3 separate regions of the Homo sapiens genome follow, and all the other regions are linked to region 3. The links are chromatin loops, found by intact Hi-C in ENCODE. Cell type or tissue: endothelial cell of umbilical vein. All regions are shown on one strand.

Region 1 (8,000 bases), 110 kb after region 3:
TTTGAGACCAACCTGGCCAACATGGTGAAACCCCATCTCTACTAAAAATATAAAAACTAGCCGGGCATGGTAGCGGGCACCTGTAGTATCAGCTACTCAGGAGGCTGAGGCAGGAGAATTGCTTGAACCCAGCAGGCGGAGGCTGCAGTGAGCCGAGATTGCACCATTGCACTCCAGCCTGGGCAACACAGCAAGACGCCATCTCATTAAAAAAAAAAAAAAAAAAAAAAAAGAAAACATGTACTATAAACTCCTAGTCATTTTCTTTATGTGATTAAGTCCTCCGAGTGCTATAACAGGTGTTCAACTTGTACAATGCTGAGCAATTATTTAAAACAAAATGTAGGCCGGGCGCAGTGGCTCATGCCTGTAATCCCAACACTTTGGGAGGCTGAGGCGGGCGGATCATCTGAGGTCAGGGGTTCAAGACCAGCCTGGCCAACATGGTGAAATTCCATCTCTATTAAAAATACAAAAATTAGCCGGCCATGGTGGTGGGCGCCTGTAATCCCAGCTACTCGGGAGGCTGAGGCAGGAGAATCACTTGAACCCGAGAGATGGAGGTTGCAGTGAGCGGAGATCGTGCCACTGCACTCCAGCCTGGGTGACAGAACAAGTCTCCTTCTCCAAACAAATAAACAAAAAACCAAAATGTATCTGCCAAGTCTAACATATAAGGGCAATTGTGAAAGTTATCCTGTGGTTAGACATTCCTGGGTCTCTATTCTCGAAGAATCCTGCTAGTTACATCCTTAGTGGGTATCCTTACACACAACCCATAAAATGTACCAATTTGCTGGTGAAAATTATGAAAACAAACAAAATTTTCTTTTGAAATTGTTACCTTTATTTTTGATAGGAATTTTCACTAAGTGGGATTCCTAATTGCCCCATAGATAGATTAGCCGTGCTGTGGACGAGACGTGAAAAAGGTAGATGAGTAAACTGAAGTAAGATGAATAATAGTTATGTTGTCCCTTTTCTTTGAATGATATACAGTAGTTTCTTCCATGTGTTTATTTTTTTTCTTTCCTGGCAAGTAGGTCAAGAAAGTGTTATTAATATTATCATCTTGGTAAACACTGAGATAAGGAGAAATTAAATTAATTTTTTCAGTAGATTGTTACAACACTGGTCCTTAATTTGTTCATACCTCTCTCTACAACATCCTTGGATAATACCTTTCGCACTGACTCAAGGCTTAGCCATGTATCTTTCTTTGGCCAATGGGACAAGAGCAAATGTGACACAAGAAGAAATATTCAAGCACTTGCACACTGAAGCTTGCTTTCTCTTGCTGCTCTTTTATACCCTGAGACCACCATGCTGAGAACATTATGTGAAGCCTGGGCTAGCCTAGTGGAGGAGGAGAGATCACATGGAGCAGAGACAAACCATCCCAGCTAAGTCCTCCTCAACTAACCAGCCTGTCAATTTCATGTATGTGAGGGAGGCCAGCCAACCCCAGTTGAGCCACCTACACACCTCCGATCTGCATACCAGCCTAGATCAGAACGGCTCAACTGACTCACAGAATCATGAAAAATGATGAGTGTTCATTGCTTTAAGCCACTAAGCTTTGGGGTGGTTTGTTTTACCCCCAACCTAACTGGTACATTCCCCAAGAAAGCCTAGTCAGGCTAGATTCTAGGGGTCCTGATCCCCAGATTCATGTTCAATTGCTACTACTCCTCTTCTGTTCAAAGGCCAAATTTAGATATGCAAAACTTAAGGATTTTATTTTGGATCTTATTGAATTTCCCAAGGGCAAAGGCCATGACTTGATTTATCCAGCTGGAATAATACTTTGCCTTATTAATAAAATAATGCTCAGGGAGAGGTGTTACTTCTCTGAAAAGGAACTAAACTTTAGTTGTTTTTACAAGGATAGAAGGGAAAGCTAACTGTTACATGTATAACTCTGAGAATTTATATAGGGCATAGATATTTCTAGTTACAAAGAAGGTTTTAGACTAAGGAACTCTCCTAAGAAATAGAACAGAGAGGATGGAAAAAGCAGGGCCCATATCTTCCTCATGATTTTGTCCCTGATATGGTTTGGCTGTCCCCACCCAAATCTTATCTTGAATTGCAGCTCCCATAATCCCATGTGTTGTGGGAGGGACCTGGAGGGAGATAACTGAATCATAGGGGCGGTTTCCCCCATACTGTTCGTGTGGTAGGGAATAAGTCTTACGAGATCTGATGATTTTATAAAGGGTTTCACCTTTCTCTTGGCCCCCATTCTCTCTTGTCTGCCACCATGTAAGACATGCATTTCACCTTCCACCATGATTGTGAGGCCTCCCCAGCCATGTGGTACTGTGAGTCCATTAAACCTCTTTTTCTTTATAAATTACCTAGTCTTGGGTATGTCTTTATCAGCAGCATGAAAATGGACTAATACAGTTCTTATGGCCCAGACCAGAGTCTTGCAGAGCTGCTAGGCTGCACAACTTCAGGAAACACTATTTACATTGAGGTCTGTGCAAACTGTGCCCTCTGCTCCCATCCCCAGAGTTGTGCAGTGTACATGGGGCCCCTGCATAGCACACAGTAAATATTTAAGAATGAATGTTAGCCAGGCATGGTGGCTCACACCTGTAATCCCAGCACTTTGGGAAGCCGAGCACGTGTGTACACACACACATTTGTGGTATTTAGCAGAAGTTTTTTTGTTTTGTTTTGTTTTGTTTTTTTTTTTAGAAAAGGTCTAGAGCTCTGTCTGTGCAGTGGCACAATTATGGCTCACTACAGCCTCAATCTCCTGGGCTCAGGGCTCAAATGCTCCTCTCACCTCAGCCTCCCAAGTAGCTGGGACTACAGTTGCACGCCCTCATGCCTGGCTAATTTTTAAAAATTTTTTGTAGAGATGGGGGTCCCACTATGTTGCCCAGGCCAATCTGGAACTCCTGGTCTCAAGCGGTCCTCCTGCCTCATACTTCCAAAGTGTTGGGATTACAGGCATGAGCCACAACATCCGGCCTTAGTAACTGAGTTTTAACTGCAACGAAAAATAAACCAAATTAGAATGAGTATCCCTATTGGGTAGCCTCCAGGAGCGCAAGCCACTTTGCTTTGTCTGTGACAAAGTAGGAAAATACCTAAATGAATTGTAAAGATCAACAATAGACCCAGAGAAGAAACTCACCAAATTCTGCAGGTTAAAAACGATAAAAAATAAAAGCTCATTTTGGCTAATGGTGACACCTAGTGGAGTATCAAAACTGTGGGGTTTTCTTGGAGTAAACTATTTTATTTCACACAATGGAGTAGGGGAGTCCCTGGGATTGTGTACCCTTGCTCCCTTCACAATAAGATAAGGAGATGAAGACCTACAGGCCTCCCAGGGTAAGCAAGTACAGTATTGCTCTAGAAGAGACTGTTTCTGTGTGCGGTTGCAGAAGACCTCAGAATCACACCAGAAGGTCTCAGCAAGTGAGATCAGGGGCCACTCATCACTTAAGACAATTATTCCTCTCAGTCTATGCCTTTCCACTTGAATGTCACTCTTTCTCCTGCTCCTTGCCCTCCTTCTTTCCTCTTCTGCTTTTATTTACCCCATGTTTATCCTCTGCCCCCTTTCCATTCTTAGTTCTCTAAGCCCATTGATGCCTCCCAAGATGTTACAAACCCCAGAGCAACACGATCTAGTATGGTAACCACTGCCCCATGTGGCTGTTTAAATTCAAATTAAGTAAAACAAAATTAAAATAAAAATTCAATCCCTCAGTCTCGCTGGTTCCATTGCAAGTGTTCAACAGCACTAGCGGCTACCATATTGGACAGCGCAGACGCGATCATTCCCACCATTGCAGACAATCCTGTTGGAAAGCATGGGCCTGAGGCTTTGTTTACCTCGCTCGGCTCACCTCTTTTCCTTCTCAGCACCTCTTCTCTAAGTGGCAGTTCTTGAGACGGTCTTTCTGCTCCTCCCTGTCCCTCCCTGCTCACTCCAGTCTATTGGGTGGCTTCCTGTTTTCTGTATATTATTATGTAAACTTGTTAACGTGACCTTGCCAAGGTACACACACAAAATATGTAATCACATTGGACAGTTTGTTCAGGACAATGATTTCAGACCATCTTGTTTTCCATGCATTGGAACACATCAAAATATTTTTAAACTCAACACATCAACACGTCATTTAAAACAATTATACCCCAGGCCCTTTTTTTTCTTTTTTAATCTATAGGTTCCTACTTTTTTACCTTGTCTTATGCTAAAGTAGCTTTAAAATTAAACAGTACATCTTCTTAAAAAATACCTAAAAATATATATTTTATGCATAGAACGGCTCTGGAATGAGACACGGGAAACTGGTAACACAGTGCTGTTTGGCTGGGATGGACATTTATGTGGAGAACCCTTGTATAGTATTTGGATTTGTACCAGGCGTGAGTGTACGTGTGCATATCTGTGTAGATATGTGTATATGAAGCTTTTAAAATTAAATTGAATTATGAATAACTTTTGAAAAGAAAAATAATACTTGAAAATAAATCTCACAGCCTTGAAAGGATCAAACTAAAATGATTCCAGGAAGATGAGCTCTCAGACACAAGGTCATTTCTGAATGAGGCTGCATGGTTTCAGTGACGATGTGTCTAATGCGTGGAGATGTGGTACTGTGTTCACTTTATGTGCAATGACGATTTGCTAAGAATTAGAATACTCTGGTAAGTGACACCTTCTGACTGCCAGTGAAAGTTTACATTAGAAAGAGAGCCTTCTGGCCAGGTGTGGTGGCTCACACCTGTAATCCCAGCACTTTGGGAGGCCGAGGTGAGTGGATCACGAGGTCAGGAGTTCAAGATCAGCCTGGCCAAGATGGTGAAACCCCGTCTCTACTAAAAATACAAAAATCAGCTGGGCGTGGTGGCGCATGCCTGTAATCCCAGCTACTCAGGAGGCTGAGGTGGGGGAATCGCTTGAGCCCTGGAGGCGGAAGTTGCAGTGAGCCGAGATCGCGCCACTGTACTCCAGCCTGGGCGACAGAGCAAGACCCCATCTCAAAAAAAAAAAAAAGAAAGAAAGCCTTCCTTTGAGCCTGTCACTTTGGTGCCCATCTCAAAAAGGACCTTGGAAAATGCTGAAAGCTAGATGGATCCTCCCTTCCTGAGGCACACTGAGTCACCTCTCTTTCAAGGGCTTAAAGAACAAAGTGAAAGTAACCATTTCTCTTCCTTTTCCTTGGCTCCCCTGGTCTAGCCATGGCTGTGTGTTCTTCTTAGGATCTTCGGGGAAGAAAAGAGAAGGGAGCCTGAGTTCTTGCCTCACTTCAAAGCTGGTTTTAGCCCAAAGGCACTTCGAACTTGGGATTTATGTAGCATTTATAGTAAATTCTCATGTTTCTTTAAAAAGAAATTTGGGGACTAGAATACCTACAAAATAAGAACTAGTTACACCGCCAATTTGAGAAAAAGGGAAACTGAGGTAGACACAGCAAATGTGTGAGCTGGGATTCACAGCACTCTTGACTTCCTGTAAGTTTCCATGACATCGAAACCATATAATCATATGCCCAGACCACACTATAGCACCTCTGTGTGAATTCATCTAAATAAAGCGATGCCTGGACCACGCCACCCAGGGGAGTTGGTTTGTGGTTCTTTCTGACTGTGGATTTCTACAGTGCCAGCCTGGCTTTGCGGGGAATCATCATCCTTCTAAAAAAACTAAGGTTTACAACTGGGCTCCCCAGGACATGCAGGATTGAGTTTCTAATGATGGGAAGACAAATGGCAGCCCATTCCTCAATTAGGTTTTTGAAAACAAGACATCTGTCACAAAACTACCCCCCTCTCCCCGCCGCCGTACAGAAGTTTACATTTTATTTAAACCTAGTGTTTTTTGTTGTTGTTGTTGTTTTCTGTTTTTGACGCAGGGTCTGGCTCTGTCGCCTAGACTGGAGTGCGGTGGTGTGATCACAGCTCACTGCAACCTTCACCTCCAGGGCTCAAGCAATTCCCCCACCTCAGCCTCCCCAGTAGCTGGGATTACAGGCACATGCCACCATGCTCAGCTAATTTCTGTATTTTTTTGTAAAGTCAGGGTTTCACCATGTTGCCCAGGCTAGTCTCTAACTCCTGGACTATGACCTACCCGCCTCAGCCTCCCGGTTGGGATTACAGGCATGAGCCACCGCACCTGGCCAAAACCTAGTGTTTTGTTTTTTTTTTTTCAATGACTGAAAAAAGAGAAAAAAAATCTATCTTTTAGAAGGAGTAACGAAACATAGGCCTAGAAATTGAGTCCCAGGCAGGAAGCATCTGCTACCACTTAATGTTTAATGGTGTAAGCCCCAGACTGCCGAGGATGGGCAGGATTTTATAGTTTGGAACTTACCAAGCACCATCTATTTTCTAAACTAATTTTGAGTTGATGTGGAATTCTATGTTTTAGGAAGGCAATTTAAAGGGCACAGAATAAGCTAAAAAGAACATAAGTGAGCAAAAGGGGAAGCAGCTATCGCAGAACAGCAGATGGAAGGGTTTCTGCCTCGGCCTGAGTGTAGCTGCATATTAATTAGATGTTATTGTTGCTCGCATTAGAGAAACAAAAAAGTGTCAGTTTTGCACCACAGACAAAAATGTATGAAAGAAAAGAGGAGTAGAGGCCTCAGCAAGAGTAGGAGAATATCACATTTAAAAAGTGCAACTTGTAAAAAAGCGTCCAAGAAAAAAGAAAATCAGCATAATGTTGGAAGAAACTGTTCTGGAACAACTGCTGTTTTAATCCTTCTCCTAGTCTGTTTGTGTTGCCATAACAAAGTACCATAGACCGGGTAATTTATAAGAACAGAAATTATTTCTCACAGTTCTGGAGGCTGGGAAGTCCATGACCAAGGCACTGGCAGGTTTGTTGTCTGGGGAGGGTCTGGTCTCTGTTTCCAAGATGGTGCCACACGGTGGAAGGCAGAAGGGCAAGAGGGACTTACTCCCTCCATCAAGCCCTTTTATAAGGGCACCTAGTCTCAGTCCTCAGGGTGGAGCCCTCATGGTCTAATCCCCTCTTAAGGGTTTCACCTCTTTTTTTCTTTTTTTTTTTTGAGACAGAGTCTTGCTCTGTCACCCAGGCTGGAGTGCAGTTGCATGCTCTCAGCTCACTGCAACCTCTGCCTCCTGGGTTCAAGCAATTCTCCTGCCTCAGCCTCCCCAAGTAGCTGGGATTATAGGCGCCCGCCACCACACCTGGCTAATTTCTGTATTTTTAGTAGAGACAGGGTTTCACCATGTTGCTCAGGTTGGTCTCAAACTCCTGACCTCAACTTATCCGCCTGCCTCAGCCTCCCAAAGTGCTGGGATTACAGGCGTGAGCCACCGCGCCCAGCCAAGTCTTCACCTCTTAATATCACTATCACGTTGGCAACACCTGAAGTTTGGAAGGGATACATCTAAATCATAGCAATCCCCAAACCTTATCCCCAGTATGCGAGACTGTATTCAGTTAAAGAAAACATGTCCTAGAAATGATATATATGCTCAGACCTCAGGAAAGGTCACTGATACAAGGGAGTGTGTGATTTTCTTCAGGAGAAAATGACTGATGACCACAGTGGATTCAAAGAGCATGGAATAAAATCATTGGCTTGGTGACCCAGTCTGAAAACAAGAAAAATGTTAAGCCAGGTGAAAATAGGCTTTTCTGCAGCCAGGCTGCAGAAAAGGGCCAATATCTGTACATGCAAGAATAAAGGGGAAAGGAAAAGGAAGATGCCGAGGCTTCATCAACCTGGACAGAGAGACAAAATGGGCCTATTTATTGTGAGTTCCAAGGCATGCTGGGTAGGGATGCTTAAGAGCCTGTGGTTGCTTTGGGATCCTGACAGGCCCCATCGAAACAAAAGCTATTTGACCTTGGGTGAATCACATAGTCTCTCTGAACATTAAGATTTTATCTGTAAAATGGGAGCGTAAGTTGATGTGCATAAAGCGTCTGGCAGGCAATAAGGGATCAGTACCTAAAAAGAGTTCAGCATTGGATTCCTGTTATTTTC
Region 2 (8,000 bases), 510 kb before region 3:
GGTTCTGATATCTAGCCAGGCACAGAAACCACTGAAATCGTATATATGCAAAAGCCCATAGTAAACTCTTGTAGGCTACAGACATGTAAGAGAACATGAGTATCATTTTCTCATTTAGTGACCCATCAAATGAGTCAGATCATTAGGGTGACATGACTGGAGACAGTTTCAACTCCATATCTCCTGTTCTTTCCCCCAAAGAATCCTTCATTAGTCATGTAAGTTTGACATTCATTAGAAAGAATGCTTGTTCATCAGCATCTAATTGCCATCCTGTGATAGCATGCCAAGAATTTTAGACATCGTCTATGTTTTGAAATGTCCATTGTCAGATTGTGAATACATTAATAAGGTTTTTCAGGATAATAAGCAGTCTTTAATTGCTAATTTAGAGAAGATTGGTTGTTCATATCTCCATGAAGAAATGATATGCTGTAACTATAATTAGAATAATTATCCTTAGGCATTATGCAGTCATTGTCAGCCTGAGAACAAACATAACAAGCCCAGGGTGGAATGCTGCGTCTCCCTTTAGAGGCCGCAGGCTCTACTTTGTCAAATCATCCATCAGTTTCTGCTGTGGGCTTCTCATGCTGCAAATGTGGACATTTTGGCAGAAAATGAGTGAAATTTCCCTCTTCTGCGGGCCCTTGGATAAGTCTCAGTAGATTTGTTTGGTTTTCAGGACATCAGAACACCAGAGCTTTGAAGATAAACCGTGTATCTACCTAAGGATGTTAAATAATGGAGCCCAAGGTTTCTTGGTGCAAATTAGAAATTCAAATGATAATCTTTTTCTTCTTGGGAGAAGATATTTTTCAGTACCACTCAAATGATAGGGAAGGATTCCATAAATCCTAGGAAGATGGACGTCAGATCCAAAGTCTTTCTTTGATAGCCCTGTGCCTTATGCACTGTGATGGGCTGTGGACAGAGAGAGCAGGCCCTGCACCACCTGCCATTAGTGGTATAGCCTATGCTGTCTCAGCCAGAGACACATTTGATTCTTTTGGATGGGCTGGAAATAAGTCAGGTGTTACTTGATAGCAGTAATTAGGAACTGCCAGCCAACACAAGCCACAGAGGCCAGGAGCTGTTCTTCCCCCCTCAGTTCTGCAAAGTATATAATTGGGGTTTCAATGTTGCCCCTAAACTCTTATCTACCCTGGCCTGACATCCAGGGCACCACACAACACCTCTTCCTCATTCCCATTCTCCCTTTGCTCAGCATGTTGCTGGGGACTTCAAATTAAGTGACGTTTCAGGTCCTTTGGGTCCCTGTGCAGCAAGCGTTAGAAAGCTGGCATAGTCTCTCAGAATTTCATTAATTTGGTTAAAACTCTGAGATACTATTAGACTCACTGTCTGAAATTCTCAAAGCCAGTGAATTATAGAAAAACCTGAGTGTAGCCAGAGTTAATTCTAACTTGGATGTGACTCCTGACACTTTGGGTGCTTTCACTGTGGAGCTTCTCTTTGAGATTCTCTCTCGTCATCTCAGCACTAGGAGGTTTGGAGACTCACAAGTGAGTATGAAGTAATCAGCTTTCCGGGTGACCTTGGACAGGAATTCAAGCTCTCGGGACGTTGATTTCCTCATTCAGTGAGGTTGGTAGGATCCTGTGGGATTTTGTGATGTGGTATCTTTTCTTTGTTTTTGTTTTCGTTTTGTTTTTGGCCAAGTAAGAAAATTAAACAAAAACAAACAAAAACTGTGCCATCTACATCACGGCTGTTTTATAAAAGAAAGGTCATGCTAGCACCCACAAAAGGAGGAAGGCTGTACTCTCAGAGTAAAGGGAAGTTCTTTCAAATAAATGAAATTGAAATCCTAGTCACTACTTTGTTCTTTCTTTTCCCATTGTCCTCAGACTAGTTAAAGGTTCTTTGGCTGGTGGCCACTGGCCAAGAACTCTGAGCTGCCCTTCAGCTCCAGCATCCTGGCATGTGGGTAGTGATGTCACATCTCACATGCAAGCTCCTAGCATGTGGCCTGAGGCTTAGAAGATGTTCAGTCAGTTTACAGCAAGTGAATGAGTATGCAATTCAGTCTCCTTTGACTAGCAGGGCCCCCGTGCCGTGATGGGGATATAGCATCTATCTGCCTAATAGGGAAAGCTAAAAAAGTCTAGTGTGGAGTTTGTGTTAATAGTTTGGTGAAAATTATATGCTGGGCTATGCAGCCACATCACGCATAGGCCACAGTGATGCCTTCCTTTCACTCACAGTGCAGTACATGCCTGCTCATGACATATAGCTGTCACTGAAGATACCAGCTAACATTTTCCTAATTGACCACTTGGCCCCAATCTCATCTCTGACTCTGAACTTTATGGCACAGAGCTGCCAGGGAAATCTCAAATACGTCATTGCTTACCCCAGATCCCACTGTTGTCGTCATGATTTCAAGGTTTTCCATAAAACAGATGCAGCCTCATTCCCACTGCTGTCAACAGCCCCCTCCTGTTCAGGTCAGGATGACCTCACTAGACTCACTCTGCCTGTATTAATTTCTGTTCACTTTGTCTCTTCGCCTGGAATACCATTCAGCAACCAGTGGTGATGGTGAGGATGGTGGTGGTGAAGATGGGTTGCCTGTTTCTTCATCATTGGCATTATCATCTTTATCATCAGCATCTTCATTATGGTCATTCTCTCCTCTTCCTGTATATAGTTCTTGACCAGGTGTAGTGTTGATTTTTACTGTAACCATGTGATGCCTGGAAGTTACCACTGAAGGACTAGAGATCAGAGTTTAAGTAAGCAGCCCGAGGTTCATTCACAAGCCTTGGAAACACATTTTGAATACAAATCTCCTACACCAATATGTCCCCAAGCCTTCAAGGGACATAGTCCCATTGTCTCAGTTCTTCCACCCCACAGTGATCTTGCCCTTCTCTCAGTTCCTATTGCATTTATAGTCAGGTGAGCAACAATTTATTCCTAGTGCTTCTAATTCCTTCTATTCCCCGATTGTGCTCATAAAGAACGGTTCCGTGGATAGCCATGGACTCGACCATTCCTCAGGAAGTGCTTCCTGATGGAGAGTCTGCCTCCTTTCCCACCTCATCTTCTGGCACTTTGCGCTTCCCTAGAAGTGTCAGGCTGGCTCCCGCCTCCATGTACGTGAATTCTGTTCCCTTTTCTTGGGATGCCTTTCCCACCTTTTACATGTGGCAGACTCTTCGCCTGGTAAGACTTGGCGGAAACATCACTCCTCTGGAAGGCCTCCCACTCCTCTCAGGCAAGGCTGGGAGCCTCTCCTTGCCATGTACCCTGAATGCCTTATGTGCCCTTCTGTTGAAGTCCTTATTGCACAAGTTGGGTAATTGAGTTGACACTGGGCGAAAGAATCTCTGAGGCCCTCTCTGTTTTTCAAAGTTCCTAATTCTCGTAAATACAGTCTACACTTCAGCAGGCTTCTTATGACCTTTGGATTCTTTTCCTCTCCTCTGTAGCTGGATGAAGGCACTCCTCCAGAACCAAAGGGAACATTTGTCGACTATCAGACGACTGTGGTTAAATACTCCAAAGCCATTGCGGTGACAGCTCAGGAAATGGTAAGAGGGAAGAGAGCTGCCCTCCCCACTGTTGTTTGCCTTTTTATCCACTGCCGCCGCTGAGCCTGCAAATCCCAGATCTGTGTCAGAGAGAGAGCCCAGACCACTCTCTAGTCCCTCAGGGGCTCCAGCTTCTGTCCTTTATCTGTGGTCTTTCTGGCTGCCTGTGTCCAGTAGCCCCAGTCTGCTGCAGTTCTTTTCTCATGAAAAAGCTGCAAGAGGGAATTAAAGATGGCTGAGACTTGGGCATGAGGACAGAGGAGCAAAGGAAGGAGAGAAAATGAAAAGACGGGGAAAGCAAGGAATTTGTAGTTAAGGAGAAAGGGGGAGAATCTTATTCACCTCACGAAGGACTTGAGGTGTTTTTAGTAGATTAAAATAACAGTACAAGAGAAGATATTTGGGGATAAAATAGAGATGAGATTATCTGATGAAATCAAGTTATAATACTTGGAAAATAAGGTATTGCCAGTCTTTCAGGCAAAATGAAACAGTATGGTTATGTAATAAGAAAAAAAAAATTCCGACAGTAGAAGGCATACAACTTTTGGAGGTAATGTTTTGGTTTGGTTTGGTTTTTGTTGTTTTGTTTGTTTGTTTGTTTTTCTAAAATGTAATGCAACTAGAACTGTATTATATAGATTCTTAGATATAAATGGCATTGAGAGATAGTGAATGCTATCTGATATGTTAAGCAGTTATACGAAAGATGACAAATGTTGTCTTCAAAGAATTGATAGGAGTCCATAGAAAAAGTTTCTCCCAACTTTTAAAGGCTCAGATGCCATAAGATAAAAGTTTGAAAGATGCCTCTTTGATACTTGCCACATAAGCCTGGGTTGAGAAATCAATGGGCCTTCCTCGCTGAAGTGACCAGAATGAGCCACCACATGGTTGCTGTGCCCAGGTCCCCTCTGAGTGGTTTTGTCATGTAATCATGTGTCCACTAGGGGTTGAGCTTGGACCACAAAGTCATCCCTGGCTGCTGCCATTCATTCATGGAAACTCTGTGATTGTGCCAGGCTTGTTTAAAAGAATTCGGGCTGGGGAATGGTACACCCATCTCAGTGTTTTGTGAAAAGCTGGAGCTGAGCCCAGTCTTGTCCTTCTCAGGGGAGCATGGAGGACGGATCCTAGTCCGAGCCAGCAGACTTTCAGCACAGATTCCTGTTGAGCAGGAAGCACAGTGCAGCAGCAGTCATGTTTGAGCAGCCTCATGGTGTTTCTGGAATGTCTCCAGAGCCAGGTCCTGAGCTGCCTTGGCTTGACCCTGGGTGTCCATGAGCTTAAGGAGCTGAGCCTCAGGCTGCATGGCCACTCCTGAGATAACTGGCCTGGCTCTTTGTGTGAAAGAGGCCCTTCTCACCCCGTCAGGATGCCCAGACTCCCAGTGCACCTGTTGGCAGGTCGCAGTGGAGCAGCACGTGGCAACACTCACTCTCGTGCAGCTCAGTGTGCGTTCCTTGGCGGCCACATCTCAGCCTGAAGCCTGGGACGTGTCCTTGTACACATGCCTTAGAAAGGGTGGACATTCCTGTCCTGCCTTGATGGATGGAGAGTCATTCAAAAGACATTTTAAAAGGCTGTTTAAAATCAAGGTCTTAAAAGGCCACAAAGAAAGAGACAGTATTGTTATCCAGAGCAAGAGGAGGTGGAGCAGGAGGGGAGCCCCTTGATGAGGGACAGTGACACCCGTCTGGGTGGCAGATTAAAACTGCTTTTGTGAGAATTTAGAGGTATTTTTGTCCAGAGGAAGAGGAAACACTAGAAACTAGCATGCCAGCTGCCTTAGATAATTGAGATGCATCAGTCAATGAAACAGAGAAAAATCCTGAGTATCTTCATAATAAAGGCAGAACTTGACCATGTGGGCTACACACTACTCTTAACTAAATTTGTGGCTAAAACCTTGTCATTCTTTGGCACAAATTTACTGCAAAGCTGTATCCTCTATGAGTGTTTTCCTCTAAAACACTGACTTATCCAGCACTTGTCATTCATGGTTTTCTTAACAGCCCTGTCCTCATGCCCTCTCTCACCTGGGTGGGACCTGCTTCAGGGCACCCAGAGACCAGATCAGCCCCCGACAGAAGCCTTGGCCCAGGGGTGAAAATCGCATAGGGCTTGTGCCTCCTGGGGGTTTCTAGGGGGAATTCCTCTGGTGACCCCCCAGGGCTGCGCTGGCGAGGGGCTGGCACACTCACCTGCCAGAGGGTGGGCCCTGGGCACTGGCTCCAAGCTGCACAGCCCGAACGCTGAGCATGTGCCCACTGGGCCCGGCCAGAATCTGTGGCCTGAGCGGGGCCCTGCGAGGGCTCTGGCCTTTTGTGTGCAATGCAGCATGGGCTTGGCTTGAATTGCCCTCTCCAGCATCTAGCCCCAAATGCAAGGCCTGGCCTTCACCCCCTCAGGAGCTTAAAAGTGAATGAAACCCTTTGGCTTCCAGTGATATTAACACATGGTTCTCATGCGTTTCTCTCTGTGTGTGTGTGTGTGTGTGTGTGTGTCTTGCTTGTTTTCTTTTTCCAGATGACTAAGTCGGTTACTAACCCGGAGGAGTTGGGAGGACTGGCTTCACAAATGACCAGTGACTATGGGCACCTGGCTTTCCAGGGCCAGATGGCAGCAGCCACGGCGGAACCAGAGGAGGTCTGCCACCTTAAGACCCCTATTTTAAGATGCACACACACACTGGTGCCCACTCCTGGGTATTTCTTCATAGCTTAGCTCCACTCTGGAAGACCCCAGCCCAGTAACCAGAGCCCAGTTTATTTCCCCACCACTGCACAGCACAGGTCCAGACCAGGTAGCCCCAGGCTGTACTCAAGTCTCACTGCCCCTTATGGGGCAGACTGGCCAAGAACTGGGGCATGGGCTTTCAGACAGAAGGACTTTGTATACAGTGTTCTATCAGGTCCCCTGTCCCTAGCCCTGTCACCTGTCTCTTTTAGCATGCCCAAGCTTGGGACTGCCATCTTATCACTTCCTACTCCAGTTAGCACATCCCCCGCAATTATTTTTGTTTTCCATAGGTTCACAGAAGTGTTGAAAGATTCAAGTATGAAAATTAGCTATCCCTCTCCCTCGAAAGAGCTACTTTCATGAAACAAAGTCTTGCCTGAATATTCTGGGTGGCTAAGAATTAGCCCAGACATACCTCCTGTGGACTCCTTTTATTACTTCCCTGCCTTTCCTAGACCAGCTTTCCTTAGTGGCCAGTGTAGACTTGGCTTTAGAATGCCTGTACCCGTAAGAGTCTAACGGTAGCCAAAGTTGGGCCCCAAAGGCCACTTTCTAAGAGCTGCCATCTCTCATACTTCTAATGGGGTGGTCCATTGGGAAGGACACAGGTCATGTGTGGCTCCAAGGAGCTTTGTAGCATCTATATCAGTGTGAACACATAGAAGGAGTCCAGGGCTTGGGGGAACCACATGGCTTCTTAGAGAAAGGAAGCCCAATTTAAAATGAAGATTAATGGAGTGGATTACAGGGACACTTAAAAGATAAAAGTAATTATATTCTGTGAAATTCAGCAAGCTGTTTATTGAGCGCAAACCATGTTCGAGACGTTCCTAAATGAACTGAGTTGTCAAGGCAGAAGGTTGTAATTGGTCTTCTCTTCTCCTTATAGTGACAGTCACTGTCCCCAAGTTACTCAGTGCTGCTATTTCTCCTGGGAGTCAGATCTAAGTATGTTTTTACAGAGACTCCGAGAGATATTCCAGAAATGAAGTCCCAAAACAAATCACTTTCTAATGTGTGTGGTAACAATGCATGTAAATAGGAGTACCATATATGTATGTACTTGCATACATAAATATCTAGCATGGGATTACTTAAGTCTCTAACAGTGCCTGCATTTTGAGATATTAGAATAATTGACTAGGCTGTAGCATGAATAATTCTATTTGCAATGAGTGTGAAGTCACTACCAAGAAAAGAGAGTTATCAGATACCCACATTAAGATTCTGTTGATTCTTTACACAGGCCTATCATTTTTTTTTTAAATAGACTCCCTGTTTTAGTAAGATCATCTAGATTTATAATTCATTTGACTAACCTATAATTTTGAACTCCATAAACAAATGTAAGGGAACTTCTGTTACAGTAAGGAAAAGTTTGCTTGGACAAAAGGAAAAGTGGGCTGGGCGTGATGGCTCACGCCTATAAGCACTTTGGGAGGCCGAGGTGGACAGATCACTTGAGGTTAGGAGTTCAAGACCCAGCCTGGCCAACATGGCGTACCCCCTTGTCTACAAAAATACTGGGCGTGATGGTGTGCGCCTGTAATCCCAGCTACTTAGAAGGTTGAGCCAGGAGAATTGCTTGAACCCGGGAGGTGGAGGTTGCAGTGAGCCAAGACTATGCACTGCCCTTTAGCCTAGGCAACAGAATGAGACTCCATCTCAAAAAAAAAAAAAAAAGGGGAAGAAGTGTTT
Region 3 (8,000 bases):
GATTAAATACTCGTGAGAGTTCAGACCATCAGTATTATAGGATTTAAGAATAAGGAGAGATTAGTGATTACCAACCATTGGTAGGCAGCTTCTTTAACAAATCGCTGCCTGAAGTGGACTCTGAAGGATGAGTGTAGTTTAGGTTCTACAGAGTGGAAGGTACAAGGGAGGGTGACAGAGCCAGTATAGTCCTGGTGGAAGATAGAACAAAGTGCCAACAAAGCAGGAATAAGGATACAGTACTTTGGGAAGGGGAAAAAAATCAGAGTGGTAGATCCCATAGGATATTGAATTAAATATTTGCCGAGTTCAGCAAGCAGTTGAAAGTGTTGCGGTTTTTATCTTTTTAAATTCAATTCCTGACGGCTTGTTTACTTATATTTTTCTTATTCTTTTATGGGAATGTCAAAAGGTAAAAATTAGTTGGCAATTTTGGTTGATGTTAGTTCATTGAAAATTTGCTGGGTTTGTTTAAATAAATTACAGATTTAGAGTATAACCTGATGCAAAGCCTCAGTGAGTATCTGGGTTTGAAGTGTCTTGTTGGACTTTCCTGATATATTGCTCTTCCTTTTTTTTTTTTTTTTCTTCTTAATTACATGTGTGGTTTTATTTTAGAAAAGCCAGTGAAGGTTTGAAGAGTATAAACCCAGGTGAGACAGCACCCTCTATGCGACTGCTGGCCTATGGTAAGTTAGAACCACATGGTTTCATTAAGGAAAAAAATCATACTTGGCATAAAAGTCATTTGCATCTTTTGTATCTTTGTAGATTTCAAGTAGTTGTTTATTACTGCCTTGGCCTATTGGTGTACATATTTGCTTATTATCCCCGTCTTCCAGGTTCCTTTTGTAAATGAAAATGATTGCAAGTGACCCTTACCTGTATGTCCATTGTATATTAACCAGGTTTGAAAGTTAGATTTTTAATGTGTATGTACCCTAGTTAACTAAGATTTTCTAGATGATGAAACTGTTACTTTCTCTGAATCTTACTTTGGCTTTTCTAGGAGTACTCTTCATATTAAAGCAGTTAATATCTCTGCGTATTACACTTTGAGAATTATGTTTAAGATTGGATCTAGGTTCCCCACTTGGGCTCAGGAATACACAGTTCCCCTTTACACTCAATTTCAGTTCTAAGCCATCAAACTTAACTCTGTAGACTCTGTTATCATAAAGTAAGCCGGAGTTTTGGTGTTGTATCCTCTGTCTCACCTATTTCTTCTGTGCCTTTCTAGACCCTTTTCTCCCCTTTTTCATTACTCTGCTGCATTCTGCCATTCATTTCCTTTCCTCTTCCCGCTTCCCTCTCTGATTCATCATTTAGCCAAGCACATGCCTCTCCAGAGCCAGCTGTCCACTGCTTCAGGAAGAACATAAGCACCCTTTCCCCTCCAACACACTTTGTATTAACTAGTCCTTGGAAATTTGACTTGAAATCTTGGCAGGAAAAGAGTTAACAGTGTTTTTCTTCCTGTTTAGTTTCTGGCTTGGGCTTTGGAATCATGAGTGGAGTATTTTCCTTTGTGAATACCCTATCTGACTCCTTGGGGCCAGGCACAGTGGGCATTCATGGAGATTCTCCTCAATTCTTCCTTTATTCAGGTATGTGTCTCATAGCTGTCAACATTCAGGCTTCTAGTCTAAATGATCATTCTTATTGGGGTTCACTGGCTTAGGAATTTCAGTGGATTGGAATTTATGTTATGTCTTTTAAAGGCGAAATACTCTGAGGCACTGTGAAGTAAAAGACTTAGGAAAATAAAAATTCTGGTTAGAGTGTTTTAGAATTTTGGAGTGGAATTTAGCTTGCGTAAAATTTTATTTTGCTGTACTGACAATGTTGCTATATAGTTGAAATGTTAGAAGTGAATTTTTAAAGGCCATGTGCTCTTTTTGGTTTTTATGATTTTATGTTATCTTCAGTAGAAGCCCTAATCTATAATTGTCATTGTGGTGCCTTTTGTGGGAATAGGCAGTAAAATTTAATCTGAAATTGAGAGGAAAAATGGGATAATAGATGAGTTGATCATTTCATCCAAATGATGCAGCTAAAAGGACCAACTCATTTCAAATTGCTTTTTCGTCCACGAGCTAAAAATTGTCATCATGATGCAGTGATCACAAATTTGAGAGTTGGTAGCGTACATAATTAACATAGATTTCTTCTAAGTTCCACAAGAAGACTCTTTTAAAAATAGGGGGAGAACACCCACTGTATTTTTAGTCGTTTCCACAACAGTTATGCCATTGAAATAACTGAGTTCACATCATGATTTGTATCTTCTTTTAATAACATCTATGCTAAAGCTCCTCAGGGAGCTTATCCTCTAATAAGGGAATAAGAGAAAAAAAAGTGAATAAGCATTTCAGTAACACTTTAAGGTAATAATGGAAAAGATATAAAGAGGTATGACCAATTTTTAAAAATTTCTGCAGTAGTTTAGAGGCATGTTGAATGTCATAGTGATCCCCAAGCCCAGTGGACACTCATTCACCATTCGCAGTAGACCCTTTGTTTCCATTTCAGTTCAGGCCTTGACATCTCCTCTCTGGCTTACCATCATCTGCCCTCAACTGGTTAGTCTTTCCTTGACACACTATTCATGTGAATCCTGTATGCAACTACCTAACTAATCTTCCCTGCTGCAAAAATGGTTTGGCTTTTCAGGGCCTAGAGGAGAGAGTCAAGGCCCTTTAAATCTGGCTGCAAGTTAGAGGACAAGAAAGTGTGTTAATGGGTCATACTTATTTAATGGTGCTTCCAACATAGCAAATTATCTTTCTTTTGAACATTTCATCATTGGCATATTTCTGGCAAATGTGTTAATGATTGATTATACTGAGTGTTAGGTCTTTAAAACAAATGTAATATTAGTAAAGTCTGTTAGAACCCGATGAAAATTAATAAAACATAATCGTAAGGGGTGTTAGTGCTACAGTTTGTTTTCTGTTTTCATATACAGTTAACACGGCTCTCTCTCCCTGCTACAGTTTTCTTTTGATATACAGGTTTTGCCAGCTTTTTTCACTAGATGGTGCTAATTCCCTTTAGTGACCTAGGCTGTTTTCATACGATGTTTAAAATGATTCTTTTGGTAGTAAAAGAAAAATTTGATACCAATTTGGGGATTGTATTTGTAATTTCTAGGAATTAAAGGAAAAATTCAATATTCAGTAAGCTATCTTAATGTCTTTAGCTAAGTTAGCATGGCAGACTGGCTATGTTATAAATTTGTATCTATAGAATGAAAGAACAGTGTTGTTTTATCATTTGCAAGTTTCTTACTGTTATAACATCATTCTTTGAAGCATAAACTTTGAATTATAAATTTAAGAAATTAATTTGTATTACATTTAAAAATAAGATCCCCAAATTTATATTTATTGTATTTATGTTATTTATAACTACTTGTAATTACCATTTATTTAGACACAACTCATTTTTGCCAGGTAAATCCATAACTTTATATGTTTAGTATACTCCATTACAAATGCCTAAATAATAATCAGAATAAATAAGGAATGTAGGGTCACTAATTACAGATTAAGCATTTTTAATCCAAAAATCCAAAATCCAAAAATGCTCCAACATCCAAAACTTCCTTCACCGACATGACGCCACAAGTAGGAAATTTCACACCTGACCTTGTGTGATGGGTCACAGTCAGAACAAGAAAAAACTGTTTCATGCACAAAATTATTAAAAATATTGTGTAAAATTACCTTCAGTCTGTGTGTATCAGATATATATGAAATGCAAATGAATTTCATGTTTTGGCCAGGTGTGGTGGCTCATGCCTGTAATCCCAACACTTTGGGAAGCCAAGGCAGGAGAATCACTTGAGCTCAGGAGTTTGAGACCAGCCTGGGCAATATAGTGAGACCTTGTCTCTACTAAAAATTAAAAAATTCAGCTGGGTATGGTGGTGCCCACCCATGGTCCCAGCTACTCAGGAGGCCGAGGTGGGAGAATCATTGAGCCCGGGAGGTTGAGACTGCAGTGAGCTGTGATCGTCCCACTGCAATCCAGCCTGAGTAACAGAGGGATACTCTGTTTCAAGAGAAAAAAAAAAAAGAATTTCATGTTTAAACTTGAGTCTTATCCCCTAAATATCTCATTTTATATATATAGATGCACAAATATTTCAAAATTTGAAACACTTCTGGTCCCAAACATTTCAGATAAGGGATATTCAGCCTGTAGTATATATCTGTCTATATTAGTATGTGTTAATAAGATCCATACTATATGATACCTGTGTGTACATAGGCTCTTATGTTACAAACAGGCATAGTTTATAAATAATGTTTATGTATAGGTTACTTCTTTTTTATTTGTGGTTATGTTGTAGGCTAGCATTAAATTTTACTAGAATCATTACCATTTCTTGGTAATTTTGTATAGAGACAAAAGTATGGGAATTGGAATCCTAGGTTCGAATCTTATCCTGGCTCATTAATTTAGTATTTTGGGCAAGTCCATTTGATTATTGAATCACTCATTCCATACATAATTATTAAATGTTTTTAGTCTAAAGGAGTTATACCAAGCTATGAAAATAGAGCCCAGTTACCATTCATAACTTCCATTCATAGTGGGGAATAAAGACAAACAGCTAATTACAATAAAGCATGATCAATGCTACAGTGAAATGAGGAAGAGCCATGGGGCACAAAGGACAGGCTGTAACCCATGCTCCCAGGCCACAGTACCTTGGCTTTGCAGCATTTATCACAGGCGTCATTAAGTAATGGTATAGTTATTTGTTGAATGTCTTTTTCTCCAGTTGGGTGCTAAGCCATGCAAGTGCAAGGACGACATCTGTATTGTTCACTGCTCTGTCCTCGGCATCTTGTGGAGTCCTTTATTTCTAGATGGCACTCAATAAATAACTTACAGAAAAATGAAAGCCAGGCACAGCTTATGGAGGAAGTGCCATAACGAGTAGAGATTTACTTAAAGGGTGAATAATAGCTAGGCAGGCAAAGAAAGGAGTTGTCAGAGAAAGATGTTCGAGGCAGAGGGAAGAGGCCTCTTTCCTCCAGGCCTGGAGGTAAGAGCAGTATTGTTCACAGGGCAAAGGAAGTCTTGTCCTTCCATCTAATCTTCAATTTCCTGATCTTTCAGGAAGGGCAGAAATAACGCCTAGCTCAGAGTTGTTGAGAATTAAATGAAATTAATTTAGAGAATATGTATTTAAGTGCTTATAAGCTCTAAACTGGCCTAAGAATATTATTAAGGTGGAGAATTTAGCGCTTGAGATGAGAAAACAGAATTCAGAGAGAAGATAATTTTTCTAGTATTATATAGAATCTGGGTTTTTCATTCCGAATTACCTCCCTTATGCTTTAGAAGAAAAAATGTCTTTAGCTAGTACCTAGTAAAAAAGAACAGCTGATCATTTTATTTTAAAAAATTCCCCAGACCATTTCACTTCTATTATATTTTCTAGACAGTGCACTTAAAACCTAGGCAAGCTTTTAAACTTTTTAGCCACTAAACGTTTCACAAGGGAAAACCAATATGGGTCAGACCACATATGGAGTGTTGTATTGTTCCAAGCATTGTGATTTAACAGGAATACTGAAGAAGTAAAATTCATATAGAAAGAATGTTGTCAGTATGATAGAAGATCTAGAAGCCATGGCCTGTGGGATATGACTGAAGAAAGAAAAATACTGAGCTTGAAGAAAATAAAAGAGGAATGTGGGAGATTATTTTTGTCCCAATTTGTCATTTCCTGTAATAAGTCTCATGGTGGCTGGAATGTTCTTTTCTACCCTTTGACTTTGAGCTCAGTCATGTGGCTTGAATTGGCCAATTAGTGGTTATGATGTAAGTTAGAGGCTTAAAAAGTATTTGCATGATTGGACCTTCCTTCTTGGACTCTGGTGCCATGAGAAGAAGATACCTTGGGAAGTTAATGGCCACTTAGCCTGGACCCTTGAATGAATATACCCAGAGCCACACAGAGCCCACCCCAGGAGCTTGCAGCAGAGTTTTCCAGCTGATCCCAGCCTTTATCAGCAATGCACAGTCAGCCTTTAGACCTGTGAGCATGAGAATAAATTTTTGTTACTGTAACCCAATACATTTTTTATCTTTCATTCACTTTTCTATTCGTAATATTTTAAGAATAATCTCTACAGTGTGGCAGTTTGTTAAAGTTTAGACTCGACTGAAAGCTCTTTGTAAGCAAGACTATCTCAATACCTACATTTCCAAATTCCAAAGTAGTAGAGAAAGTATAACATCTCCTAATGATACAGAAAAAATGATCAACAATAGATTGTAACCTGCAGTTCTTATCCTTTTATGATTTCATTAGAATCTTAATTTCTTGTAATAAGTTGTCACAACTAACTGCTACTGTTTATGATACAGTGATACTCTATACGCTGTATATATCATCGAATTTGTATTTTTCATTATCTGTTTTCTCTTTCTCTTTTTTTCTAAGAGATAAGGTCTTGCTCTGTCACTCTGTCACTGGAATGCAGTGTTAATGATCTTAGCTCTCTATAACCTTGAACTCCTGGGCTCAAGTGATCCTCCCACTCAGCCTCCCAAGTAGCTAGGACCACAGGCATGTGCTGCTATGCCCAGCTAATTTTTGTATTTTTTGTGGAGATGGGGGTCTCCTTATGTTGCCCGGGCTAGTCCCAAACTCCTGGCCTCAAGCAATCCTCCTGCCTCAGCCTCCCAAAGTGCTGGGATTATAGGGTGTGAGCCACCACGCCTGGCTTGTTTTCTTTATATCAATAGTGTAAGCCTTTCTTTCCAGCTGCTCAAATAACTGAGAATAGAAAATTGTACTTTTTGGAATGCACTTTCATTAAATGGATATGACCTATCATAGTCTCTAGTAGCTTGTGATACATTATGAAATGCACACATCACAGGCATCAGTCTTCAGGCAGTGTGTAAGCAGGCAGCTCAGTGTATTGCTTCACAGTCTCTAGCTGAAAGAATGACATGGGCTGCGGCTGTAAGACTTGATGGCTCTTCTAGGTATGTTTCAGGCCACACTGAATCACTGATGTCTCTTTCCTCACACGGATGAATGGCTAGGCTCTGCTGACTACCTTTCGGCGCAGTTGAATGACTTGCACTTCTCCATTCTCTATAGACCTTGTTTCTTCTCATGGGTAAAATTGTCCTTATTTTCGTCAGCCACTGCTGCCTTTATTTTTAGTTATTTATTTTATTTTATTTTACTTTTCTTTTTTTTTTTACTGAGACCGAGTCTTACTCTGTTGCCCAGGCTGGAGTGCAGTGGTGCGGTCTCGGCTCACTGCAAGCTCTGCCTCTCGGGTTCATGCCATTCTCCTGCCTCACCCTCCCCAGTAGCTGGGACTACAGGCGCCTGCCACCACGCCTGGCTAATTTTTTGTATTTTTAGTAGAGATGGGGGTTTCACCATGTAGGCCAGGCTGTTCTTGAACTCCTGACCTCAGGTGATCTGCCTGCCTCAGCCGCCCAGATTGCTGGGATTACAGGCGTAAGCCACCGCACCTGGCCTGTTTTTTTGTGTGTTTTTCTTCTTCTTCTTCTTTTTTTTTTTTTTCTTGAGACAGAGTCTTGCTCTGTTGCCCAGGCTGGAGTGCAGTGGCACGATCTTGGCTCACTGCAACCTCCGCCTTCCAGGTTCAAGCGATTCTCCTGCCTCAGCCTTCTGAGTAGCTGGGATTACAGGAGTGCGCCACCCTGCGCAGCTGATTTTTGTATTTTTAGGAGAGACAGGGCTTCGCTATGTTGGTCAGGTTTTTCTCGAACTCCTGACCTCGTCATCTGCCCGCTTTGGCCTTCCAAAGTGTGGCCTATTTGTTTATGTTTTGAGACAGGGTCTTGCTCTGTCACCTAGGCTGGAGTGGAGTGGTGTGATCATGGCTCACTGCATCCTTGACCTCTGAGACTCAAACAATCCTGCCACTTCAGCCTCAAGTAGCTGGGACCACAGGCACATGCCACTAAACTCAGCTAATTTTTTTTTT

Evidence for each region. Hi-C counts contacts between places; a loop is a spot of excess contacts. Peaks named below come from ENCODE experiments on the same cell type or tissue, not always from the same donor. Only the 100,000 strongest peaks of a DNase experiment are listed, where the experiment ranks them.
Region 1: it touches region 3 in a loop (16-fold over the local background); 101 of 110 quality-filtered maps call a loop at or near these places.
Region 2: a loop joins it to region 3, with 10 times the contacts of the local background. A loop is called at or near these places in 4 of 110 quality-filtered maps.

The regions. Positions count from the first base shown.
Region 1 is chr15:63,399,781-63,407,780 of GRCh38, forward strand. The region is part of intron 4 of LINC02568 (long intergenic non-protein coding RNA 2568); the gene reads left to right. Among named protein-coding and RNA genes, the nearest start is that of LINC02568, 14 kb to the left of the region's middle. In endothelial cell of umbilical vein, a CTCF peak has its summit at 3,211 (motif pointing left); a DNase peak (open chromatin) is centred at 3,211.
Region 2 is chr15:62,777,682-62,785,681 of GRCh38, forward strand. It overlaps TLN2 (talin 2), which reads left to right. Exons shown (of 59, transcript NM_015059.3): 44 at 3,459-3,560; 45 at 6,090-6,209. Among named protein-coding and RNA genes, the nearest start is that of MIR190A, 42 kb to the right of the region's middle. RefSeq lists an enhancer at 4,425-5,353. In endothelial cell of umbilical vein, CTCF peaks have their summits at 4,491 and 4,691; DNase peaks (open chromatin) are centred at 1,910 and 4,680; H3K27ac peaks cover 440 bases.
Region 3 is chr15:63,285,940-63,293,939 of GRCh38, forward strand. APH1B (aph-1B gamma-secretase subunit) reads left to right here. Exons shown (of 6, transcript NM_031301.4): 3 at 619-689; 4 at 1,485-1,607. Among named protein-coding and RNA genes, the nearest start is that of APH1B, 12 kb to the left of the region's middle. In endothelial cell of umbilical vein, a CTCF peak has its summit at 3,031 (motif pointing right); DNase peaks (open chromatin) are centred at 1,412, 2,672, 3,032, 5,682 and 1 weaker place; H3K27ac peaks cover 3,425 bases.